Regions from separate parts of the Homo sapiens genome. Here regions 1 and 2 are each linked to region 3. A link is a loop called in an ENCODE intact Hi-C map of the cell type or tissue named here. Cell type or tissue: endothelial cell of umbilical vein. All regions are shown on one strand.

Region 1 (4,000 bases), 870 kb before region 3:
CTTTCACTCGTGTGAGTGCAAGCCAGGAGAGCTTTAAGCTCCAGTGATGCCAGATAGGTTGGAAATGGCTGAAGAAGAAGTGGAAGTAGATGGATAGAGAGCAGTCTTGTTTTGTCCTAGAGAGTATTGCACAAGCCTGTGGATCAGATAATGCAACTAGGAAAGTCTGTCCCCAAAAAGGAAACACATAAGTTCTAAGCATACCATTGGACCAGAAGAGATAACAGATCATTTGGATTAGAGGGAAGAAAGACTTGCAGTCCAGAGGCTATTCAAGGATGTCAGATGCCAGTTGTGGGTGTTTGCAGAGTTGCTAAAATATCAGGTGAGGCCAGGCACGGTGGCTCACACCTATAATCCCAGCACTTTGGGAGGCCGAGGCAGGTGTTTGAGACCAGCCTGGCCAACATGGCGAAACCCCATCTATACTAATAATACAAAAATTAGCCAGGAGGGGTCACCCACACCTATAATCCTAGCTACTTGGGTGGCTGAGGCAGGGACAATTGCTTGAACCCAGGAGGCGGAGGTTCAGTGAGTTGAGATAGTGCCACTGAACTCCAGCCTGGGTGATGGGTGACAGAGCGAGACTCTGTCTCCAAAAAAATTAAACAAAAACAAGAATCAGGTGGGATCTGGTTCCGACAACGGTCTCCAGGTTCAAGTGTCCATGGTGGTTAATAGCGTGGATGTGGAGATGAGCACATGGACCATCACCCTCACTCCCTCATTCCTGCTGTCCTGCCACCACAAATACACAGAAGCTTAACCCTAGACCCAGGAACCATCCGGGCAAGGAGAACAGGGATGGAGGATGCATCCTGAAAGATGAGGAATTTGCCCCAAAGACACTGGGTAAGACAAAATAAAAGAATGTTTCATCCTGGAATTGAGTTGCCTTTTAATTGGGAAGTTGAAGTTTTCCCCCACCCCCTCACTTCTATTCAGCTCAAAAGTCAGATGACATCAGTCATGGCAAATAAAGGAAAATGACATACTTTTTTTTTTTTTTCTCATTTGATTTGTAATTCCTAAACTTCTATCTGGGTACAGACGTTTTGGATTATTCAGAGATTTAAAAAATACATACTAACTCTGTTCCCCTGTGGTAATTAAAAGTTGGCCATGTAAGAAAGAAAATATTAAAAGTATGGAGAAGGCTGTAGAAAAAGGGAATAGATCCAGAGATTCTAGGGGAATATCAACCTCATGCTAAGCCAAGCCGTGAGGACATGGTGAATTCACTGATGAGCAAGAAGCAAAGCCGCTTGTCAGCTGGTATTAAATGTTGACTTCTCCCTAGTCTTTGTGTCTTGGTCAATACCAAATGAGAGAATGTTTGCTCTTAAGTTCACTCTAGGAAACTACCCACCAAAAACTTGCTTTACCTTTCTGTCTCTTTTCTTTTCCTTTCCTTTCCTTTCCCTCCCCCTCCCCTCCCCCACCCCTCCCCTACCCCCTCCCCTCCCCTCCCCCTCCCCCCTCCCCCTCCCCTCCCCTCCCCCTTCCCTCCCCCTACAGTTTCTGGTTCTCTGGGCACGTTTTGATCCCAGTGAGAAGCTTCTTTTGTACCAAACTTCCCAAATCCCATCATTGCATTGTTATCTGGCTTTGAAATGTCACTGTGGCATCTCCACCCTTGCTTGGGAAACTTTGCTCAATGAAAAGTCTGATTAGCTTTACCTGACCCTAAATACACACAACAGAGACGGATCACAGAAGGACCAGAAGCAACAGGTTGGAGAGGTTCTTTCCGGTTAGCAATCCAAACCTCTGCACCTATTTGGCCTCTAGGCGGCGCCAGCCCTTCAAAAAACAAGGCTGTTTATGTAACAGATTGGCAGTTTGAACGTCTATATAAATGTCATTCTTTAAAAATAAAGACGAAACTCTCAGTTAACTTAAACAGGAGCAAATTAAAAAGTAGAGTGAAGCATGTATTTCATGAACACAATTCATCGGCTGTCTTTGGTACTTCAAAATGAAACATTTTCTCCAAATAACTGGCACCCTCCCACTGGCTTTAGCTACATAGTGACAAAACAACAGATCAATTCACTTCAGTGAAGAAGACAAATCCAGTCATTGAGGACTGGCTTCATGTGACTTACACACCTGGGGACAGAATTCTATCTATGCCACCAAATATATAAGCCAAGCCACTAAATCATGACTGAGGTGTTGAGTTTATCCTCCCAAACATATCGAGGTAGTGTTGTATGGACAGTCTCAATTGTTTTGAACATGATTATTTTGCTTCATGAACTCACCAGGAGGGTCCTTGAAATGCCGCTTTTCAACATAGTTTTAAGGGTAAGCCTGTAACACATAAAGCCGTCTCATTTTGAAGGCTTTGTGTCCTTGTGTGTTAATGCAGAATCTCAATCTTAGCTTCAAAATGGAATCACTTGGGGAGCTTTAAAAAAAATCCCAAGACTCAGGCACATACCCCAAACCAATTAAATAAGGATCTCTGGAGCTGGGACCCAAGCAACAGTGCTTTTTCCAGGCTCCTTAGGTGATACAATATGAGGCTATATTTTTGGTTCCTCTACTTTCTACTTGCAGCTCCTTCTCCCATGGGGCTGGCTACAGGAACCAATCTCCAGTACTTACACTATTTTCCCCCAGTTCCTTTTTCTCCCTGGGTCTGTCCCCAAACTTCATGCAGAACAATGCCTGTGAACAAGTCACATGCCCTTTAGATTCTTCCAGACCTATTTGAAATTCAGTGGTAGCCACATCTTGACTTCAAGTTTGGGGCCCTATACAGTCATTGACTAGTAGATATGAACAGTACCTCATAGGTTGTCTAGTATGGTGACTCCCAAATACCAGTCCTGAGCTGAATTCTCATCCTGAATAAGAATAATCCAGGGAGCTTGTTTAAAAAATTGTGTGTGTGTGTGTGTGTGTATGTGTGTGTGTGTGTGTGTGTACACACATATATAATAGAAATCCATCTATCTCTCTATATATACGTATAATTTTGTTACCAGAAAGTCTCATTCAGTAGGTCTACAGAAAGACCTGAAAGCTGTGTTTTAACAAGCTAAGCTTAAAGGAAACTCATCTAGTCCAACACTGCCAACACATAGCAGCAGCAAAATCTCAATGGGATATGCCTTGTTCAAGGAAACTTGTCTAGTCAGGAGAAGCGATAGGATTAGAATCAGGTGTCCTGACTCCTGTGAAAAGAAGTCATGCTATGGACAAATACAGTTTTTGCATTTCAAAACTAAACACACACACACACACACACACACACACACACACACACAGCCTTGCCAATCTTACCAGTTAGACATTAGAGAAAGAGCAAACCATCCTGGGAAATCAGATCTGGGTCCTAGCTCCTGCTTGGTCACATAAGCTGTGTGGTTTGGGGCAAATATTTTCATCTCTTTGAACCCCAGTTTCTTCATCTTTCAAATGGGGGTAATAGTTGCCTCATAGAGTTTTGTGAGGATTAAATGATACAACATATCTGAAAGATGGATAGTGGAGCCTGGTACTGAGTAAACAAAACTGGTTGCTACCACCTCTACTATTATGCTACTATTGTGATCATTATTATGAACATTAATCAGCTTTTGTCTGGCCTTGTGATATGGTAGAATGAGTCAGATATTGGCCCAAAGGGATCCTCCATGTTCTTTTACTTCAGTGATGCTTGAGGCCCTTGTCCAACTCAGCATGTCAGAAAAAATGACCGGAAGGAGCCTGAAGCTTTTTGTTTGTTAGATATATTTTTTTGATTATAAAGGAAATATACATCATTGTAGAGTACATAGAAATGTTCAGAATCATTGCAAAATATTGCCTTCATTCGTTTAAATCAAAAGTATGAAAATACTGTCCGTACGATTTTGTATCTTTATTTTCAAATGAACATTTCCTATGTCATTAATTTTTTGACCATATCACTTTAATAGCTGCATACTATCTAATCATATGGCTGTATTTAATTAACTATTTTCTGATTGTTAGACATTTATGT
Region 2 (4,000 bases), 150 kb after region 3:
AATGCATTGCTACAGATTAAAATATTAATACATTGTAGTCTAAGAGTGACATATGAGTCAATATTAGACTCAGAAAGTTTCAATACTGCCTCTTCTACTGGCCCATGTGTTTAATTTAAAGGGGAAAAATACGACACAGTGCCTATGACCAATTGTCAGTTCTCTGAGAAAGAATTTCTCCATGTTCCTGTGCATATTAGTTCATCCCCCAAAGCATGTGATTTGATTACCACTTTCTCAGTACATGTAACTCCAGTTGTTGTCTTTATTTGCCACAGAATTATCTGGTTTCCTTTAAACTCTAATTATGGCATTTGATTGTAACTATTGGTGGCAGTAAATTTCATGACATAGGAGTTTTGTAATCTACGGACTTAGAAATAATTTTACACATACACTTAAAATTTACTAAGTGTAAGTTTGAGTGACTTTTTCATCTGTCTTATAGGAAAGGAAGATGTGATGTTTAATTGTGCTTTCAAAATTACAGGAAAGATGCAGTTAGGCAAAAGAAAGGAAATACAAATTCAAAGGGAGGTAAAGAGGTCAGAACTTGTAGATGATGTGATTGTGTACTTGATAAAAATCATAGAGAATGAAATTAAAAACTATAACAACTAATAAGACATTTTAGTAAGGTGGCAGTACAATTTTTTTTTCTTTCGAGATGGAGTCTCACTCTGTCACCCAGGCTGGAGTGCAGTGGCACAATCTCAGCTCACTGTAACCTCCACCTCCTGGGTTCAAGCGATTCTCCTATCTCAGCCTCCCTAGTAACTGGGATTACAGGTACCTGCCACCAAACCCAGCTAATCTTTTGTATTTTTAGTGGAGACAGGGTTTCATCATGTTGGCTGGGTTGGTCTTGAACTCCTGACCTCAAGTGATCCACCTGCCTCGGCCTCCCAAAGTGCTGGGATTACAGGCCTGAGCCACCGCACCCAGCCACAAAATTAATACACAAATAAATCAATAGCTTTTCTAGATAGTTAGAAAATATAATGGAAACAAAGATCTCATTTATAATAAAAACAAAAAATGCCTGGCAACAAACTAATAATAAGTGTGCAAGATCCAATTGCTGAATAAAAAACACCTAAAGTTCGCCAGGGATACAAAAGGAAACTTGAATAACTGGAAAGGCATACCATATTCTTGGATAAGAAATTTCAATATTAAACATTTAACCTCCCTAAGTTAACATAAAATGTTTCAACATAATCTCAATCATAATACCAATAGTTTTTTTGACAAGAAAGGCTGTTCATGTAAATAAACTTGCAAGAATTTATAGAAAATTTTGTAAAAAGAAAAATAATGAGGGATGGGGTGGAGGGAAACAACCTATCAGATATTAAAATGTATATAAAATTATAATAATTAAAACAATTATCTAAGCACATGAATAGACTAGTAAATGAAAGACTAGAGACCAAGTAGGCCAAATGCATGCAGGAATATTGTATATATTAAAGGAGGCATTGCCTGTGAGTTGAGAAGTCATGGATTATCAGTAAATGATATTTGGAACAACTGAATATTTATATATTTATAAAAGAAAATTAGATTGGTTCATATATTAGTCTTTATATCAAAATTAATTTCACTTGGATAGAAAAGTGTGTTTTATCATTAGAGTGGGAAGCATAATATAAAATCCAGAAGCTATAAGAAAAATATTGATAAACTCAGTTATGTAAAGGTGAAAACATCCTGCTGAGAAAACCACAATAAACAAAGGCAATGGTGAAACAACAAACTGGCATAAAGTTTTGAGGTATTATACTCAAAGGACTAATTTTTTAAATTTATAGACCACTCTTACAAATTCATCAGAAAAAATAACAAAAACAGAGCAAGTACAAGAACAGGCAGTCCAATGAAAAGGAAGTGAAAAATAAACTACAAAGAAATACCACCTTTCATCCCATACAAGCAATGCGGAAGAGGTTGGTAAGCCTTGCCAAGTGTGCAAGGAAATAGGTACTCTCAATCATGATTGATGGGAATCTAAATTGGCACAGAATTGGAGAGCAATGTGGAAATTTTTTATCAAAATTAAAAATACACATATCCTCTGACTCAGTCAGTGTGCTTCCGGGAATTTACCATACTGATAATACTGTTATGTATATGAAATGCTACATAAAAACTATATTTGTTGTAGACTTATTTGTAATAGAAAAAGATTGGGGTCGGGGGCGGTGGCTCACGTGTGTAATCCCAGCAGTTTGGGAGCCTGAGGCGGGTGGATCACCTGAGGTCAGGAGTTCGAGACCAGCCTGACCAACATGGTGAAAACCCCATCTCCACTAAAAATAGAAAAATTAGCTGGGTTTGGTGGCACATGCCTGTAATCTCAGCTACTTGGGAGGCTGAGGCAGGAGAATCGCTTTGAACCTAGGAGGTGGAGTTTGCAGTGGGCCAAGATCACGCCATTGTACTCCAGCCTAGGCAACAGAGACTCTGTCTCAAAAAAGAAAAAGACTGGAAACTGCCTTATCCATCAGCAGGGAAATATGCAAATAAACGTTAGTACTTTTATCTCTTAAGTGGAATTACATGTAGCCCCTAGATAATGAGGCTATATATATATATATATATATATATATATATATATATATATATGCTATGTAGCATGCATTATATGTATATATAGGCACATATGTGTGTGTATGTATGTATATATATGCACACACACATATGTACACATTTATATGAAAAAAGTCTCCATGTTGAGCGAAAAAGCAGAGTAGTGTGTGTGTGTGTAAATAGAAACACATATTACTATGTGCTTATATAAGATATCCTAAAGTTTTTTTTTTTGTTTTTTTTTATGGAGGGGGTGGGACAGTCTTGCTGTGTCACCTAGGCTGGAACGCGGTGGTTTGATCTCGGCTCACTGCAACCTCTGACTCCCAGGTTCAAGTGATTCTCCTGCCTCATCCTCCCAAGTAGCTGAGTACAGGCATGCGCCACCACACCCGGCTAGCTTTTGTAATTTTTGGTAGACATGGGGTTTCCCTGTTTTGGCCAGGCTGGTCTCAAACTCCTGGCCTCAAGTGATCCGCCTGCCTCAGCTTCCCAAAGTGCTGGGACTACAGGCGTGAGCCACCACGCCCAGCCAATCCTAAAGATGTCTTTAGGAAGGATACATGAAGAATAAAAGGTGGGAGGCATGTGAATATATTATCTATTAAAAAAAAGAAGTCACTTGTTATTTTTAAAAATTTTGGACAAGCTCTTAATGATTATACATTATATCTATTTGGTCATATTCCCCAAATGCATGTAGATAAAGCAAATCCTTTATGTGCCCAGTATTAATATTGTCTGTGAGGTGTCACAGTTCACATTAAACCCTGATCCTAGGTTTCAGATAAAGTCCTCATTTATTAGACTGTTGAAAGTTTAGACAGTGAAAACTGGCATTTAATTCATTTGAAATTTTTAGAGCCATTCTTACTGTTCAACATTTTGGAATGAAAGTTGATGTTTGTATTTGTATTTATGTATTGAGAATCTGAGTTTTTTTTTTTTTTTCGGTCACTGACTTTCTCAAACATTTATTGAGGTATTACTGTTGACCAGGCACTGTGCTTCTGTGAATTTGAAGACTTAACAGTATGGGCTAATGGAGCTAGTTCCTGCACTGAAAGGTACCTAATCCTGTAAGGCAAAAATACAAATTCACAAATAGCCTCCAGACTTCTTTTTAGGGTTAGTTTCAACTACTTTCTTGCCACATTATTTTTTAAATCACAAATGTTCATATGTTATCAATTGATTAATTTTAGATTTATCAAAATTGTGCTTACCTTCTGATAATATTGCTTATACAAGTTCAAAATTGCCTAAAGATTGGGCAGGATTGGATAGCAAGAGAGTGAAAGAGAATCATGAATGCAAATAATACTTAAGATTGCAGAATCACCCTTTAATTAGAGTTAACTGGCACCATTGTGGGAATGTCCGTTACCTACCTATTTATATTCCCTTA
Region 3 (4,000 bases):
CTTGCAGAGCAGTGGTTCTCAAAGTGTGGTTCCCAGCCCAGCAGCCTCAGCATCATGGGAATTTCATAGCATGCAAATTCTTTGGTTTTACTCCAGACCTACTGAATCAGAAACTATGGAAGGTGGGGCTCAGTATTCTATGCTTGGCTTCCATGCTACATTTTCAGAAACATTATATTCTATATTTTATTATTTTTCCCAGGTTTAAAAATATTTCTCTTATCTTTGCCTATTTCAACAGCAGTATTTTGCAGTGACTTGCCTTTATCAAGTCTTTTCAATGCGTTTGACTTAGTTTTTAAAGATACAAGACCTTTTATTTTTGCTTTTATGGTTTATGTGATATTTAATTAAATTAGCTAATTACAATAACAATAAAACTCCCCTGTTGAGGTTTTGGAACAAATATTGTTCTGAGTGAATATACAGCTCAGCAGTTGGGAGCAGAAGTGTTGAGGGGCATGCTAGAGAGACTCCTGCAGGCTGTGAGTTTTCAGTATTCTGTGGGCATCTGTCAGTATGGTTAAAGAGGAAATGAACAATGTGGGTTTACATAGCAAGCTGGGTAAGTGAAGCTTGATCAAGAGAGCTTCTCATGTGTATTATTCTATGTAGGCTTATATATTTCTTGGATCCATTTATCTTTATAACCCCTAATTCAGTACGCATGTTTTAGACTTTTGTTAGTCTGTAGGTAGTCTTCTTGGCTAGACCCCAGAGTTAGAAATATGTTTTTAGTGATTTTCAGATCTCTCAGTTCAGTATTGTGGAGAAATAAGAGAACCCAGTAGTTCATATGAAAAATATGTGCCTGTTATTATGACACCAAAGGGGAAACTCTGTAGCAGCTAATACTTGAAGTAGAAAACAGATGGAAATCTTCTTCTCTAGCCTAAGACTGCAGCTTTTGCCCTGGCTTATAGTGCCTACTTTGATTTGGGAAATCCAATTATGTGTGGAGATAATTCCACAGGTGAAGTGTTTGCCTACCATTGAGATTCTTAAGGGATATATAAGTCGATCCAGACTCTGGCATGCTGAATCGAAACTGTTGCTCCTCAGCAACATTCTAGATGGAGTTTTGATTGAGCTATTTTTTAATGAGTGTTTTAATTATTACTATATTTTTAACCACATTGCTAATCTCACAAAAGGAAAGGGCCTGAATAGCCTGTCTAAGTCAACTCTGGATCATCTCGTTACTGCAGTAGTTGGATCATAATACTGCTGTGCAACATTAATAGAAAACTACATAATGTACAGAAAATAACTATTGCATAGGAACATCAGGATACTATAGCAGTTGTCCAATAAAACAGCAGTATTGGTCCCCCTGAAGTTGTTCAGATAGGGATTTGATAAGCCTAGTATTCATTCTTCACTGACACAGTAACTCAATCATTTCACTGACAAAATAATGGTTGCTACATATCTGATTTAACAAAGAAATGAATGTTGCTTAAATCCTTACGATAGATTGAAGTTTTTGTTAGGGATAGGCTCTAAATCCGTATCTTTTGTATAGTATAAATTGTGATTCTGTATTGGAATTATACTTTGCTGTCTGGAGAAGTGTTTATAAAAGTAATGAAAATTTTGGTTTCAGGTAAAACAAAAATTAGAACAAAAATTATACTGAAAATAATTATTACATAAATTTTGAATGATAACTATGAGCTAGTGACATATATGTATTACATCATTTTCTCATTACAGTATCTCACTAGGGTGTGTTATCTAGATTTTATAGATGGGGAAAATTGAATTAAGAAAGAAAGTGACTTGCCCAAGGTCATTTAAGTAGTAAGTGGTGGAGCTAGGATTTGAGCTGTGGTCTGTTTAACACTAAAGCCCAAGCTTTTAAATACTGCTTTACACCTTAATATCCGGTGCTTTAATATTCTTGGCCTTCTTTCAAAAACTTCCCTCTTCCTGTCAATTCCAGAGATAACATTCAATAACTTGACAACAGTGACCTTTCTAAACAAATACAGTGCGTTACAGAACCAGATGGCCTAAGATTATATTTTATTTTTCTGGCTCAAAATAAATTGCCTGCCCTAAGACTGATAAAGTCCAAAAAAAGACCCTTCTGTGTCCCAGGACCTCATCAGGCCACATGGCCAGCCAGTGCTGTTTATCATAAGTCAGCCACGAGTAGAAAACCTATGTCTTTATACTATAATTTAGATTAGGACCTAATGAAGGGGCAAGAAGCTGGTTTACTAAATAAGATCATTCAGTAATCGCAGTGCATTTGGTAGAAAGATTCTGAAGAAGTGAAGACAGAATTCTAGGCAGTACTGCTGTCTGTTCTATAAATTGGATGTAAGGAGAAGGCTGATTTATAATTCAACAAACTCCCAAATTAGGCATCCCTTTTTCCCCCTTGCTGGGATTTAAGGAGGATTTTTTCTAATAACTAGCCACCTTATTCTTGATCATTCAAAATCTGGGTGAGAATTTTCTTAAAAGTCTTAGACAGATATATTTTAAACGTAATTCTATATTGGGAACATAAGTGATTATGCCACACATAGGCATAAACAATGCTTTCATGAGTTCAATTATACTTAATGAATTTCACACTTAGAGAGACAAGTTTAAGCAGGGTAGGCATAGAAATGTTTCAAAGATATGTTGAAGCCAAACTTGTAATTGACAGTCAGATATAGTGACAAAAGAAACACTAGACTTGGAATTAGGAGACCTCTGTTTGAGACTTGGCTTTACCATTACTCTGTAAGGATCCTTGAGCAAGTGATTTAAATTCTCCAAGACTCAGTTATTTGTAAAATGATGCCAGAATGATATTACTTGCCTTATTTTATTGCAGGGTTGTTCTGAGGACAAAGTTAGGGAACAGGTGACAAAGGTACAGTGATGTACAAATGGATGCTGTTATTATGGCAGCATCTAATATATATAAGGGTAAATGTCCTGAGCTGTGAGTGGGACAGATTTGCCTTTAGAATTGCTCTGCTGTTTAGTAATTTGGTGCTTTGGGCCAAAGCACCACAATCTTTTTGAATTTCAGTACTCTCATCTGTATAAAATAATCAACATCACAGATTTGTGAGAATTACATTAATGTAGATACTATATTTAAATTTTTGTAAAATAGTGATGGGGTAGGAGTTATTATCTTGAACAGATTTCAGAAAGTTAGAAAAGAAATAGCCAGAGATTTTTTATCTGTTCCCAAACATCTTAATAAGATAAATTACTCATAGAATGTTAGAATGCTAGAAGAGCCCTGTGAAGGTCATCTATCTTATCCTGCTCATTTAAAGACAAGGATCACCTCCTAATACTTTTGTCAGTTGTACTCTGTTTATATGCATAGATGATAACATCTCACCAGCATCATCAATTGTAAAGGATAGCAACTGTCTCTCAATCACAATAGATACAGATTTCTGAAAATGTAAAGCCATGTCAGAGAAGAACTCTGGAGCTAGTATCGGGCTGTGAAAAGAATTTGGGCTTTGGCCCGGTGCGGTGGCTCACTGCCTGTAATCCCAGCACTCTGGGAGGCCGAGGCGGGCGGATCACGAGGTCAGGAGATCGAGACCATCCTTGCTAACATGGTGAAACCCCGTCTCTACTAAAAAAAAAAAAGAAAAAAAGAAAAAATTAGCCGGGTGTGGTGGTGGGCACCTGTAGTCCCAGCTACTCGGGAGGCTAAGGCAGGAGAATGGCGTGAACCCGGTAGGCGGAGCTTGTAGTGAGTCAAGATCGCACCACTGCACTCCAGCCTGGGCGACAGAGTGAGACTCCGTCTCAAAAAAAAAAAAAAGGAAAAAGAAAAAAAGAAAAGAATCTGGGCTTTGTTGTGAAAAGTTGAGATGGAATCTTGCCCTGTCAGTTACTAGTTTGTGACAGTGAAATATTTACTTAGTATTTTGTGGCCACATAGCTATGCTGTTTTTTTGTTGTTGTTTTAACCTACCATTGTTGTTTTAACTTACCACATAGGCTATGTCTGTGTCTATACTTA

What was found. Peaks named below come from ENCODE experiments on the same cell type or tissue, not always from the same donor. Only the 100,000 strongest peaks of a DNase experiment are listed, where the experiment ranks them.
Region 1: it touches region 3 in a loop (3-fold over the local background); 9 of 110 quality-filtered maps call a loop at or near these places.
Region 2: it touches region 3 in a loop (2.0-fold over the local background); 2 of 110 quality-filtered maps call a loop at or near these places.

What each region holds. Positions count from the first base shown.
Region 1 is chr9:4,337,306-4,341,305 of GRCh38, reverse strand. It overlaps a transcript of GLIS3 not described here. Among named protein-coding and RNA genes, the nearest start is that of GLIS3, 39 kb to the right of the region's middle. RefSeq lists an enhancer at 1,623-1,917. In endothelial cell of umbilical vein, a CTCF peak has its summit at 1,784 (motif pointing right); a DNase peak (open chromatin) is centred at 1,775.
Region 2 is chr9:3,319,397-3,323,396 of GRCh38, reverse strand. All of the region lies in intron 4 of RFX3 (regulatory factor X3), which reads left to right. Among named protein-coding and RNA genes, the nearest start is that of LINC01231, 140 kb to the right of the region's middle. In endothelial cell of umbilical vein, no CTCF peak of the experiment used is centred here; a DNase peak (open chromatin) is centred at 2,036; H3K27ac peaks cover 953 bases.
Region 3 is chr9:3,470,118-3,474,117 of GRCh38, reverse strand. All of the region lies in intron 1 of RFX3 (regulatory factor X3), which reads left to right. Among named protein-coding and RNA genes, the nearest start is that of RFX3, 54 kb to the left of the region's middle. RefSeq lists a silencer at 1,915-2,209. In endothelial cell of umbilical vein, no CTCF peak of the experiment used is centred here; a DNase peak (open chromatin) is centred at 2,027; H3K27ac peaks cover 282 bases.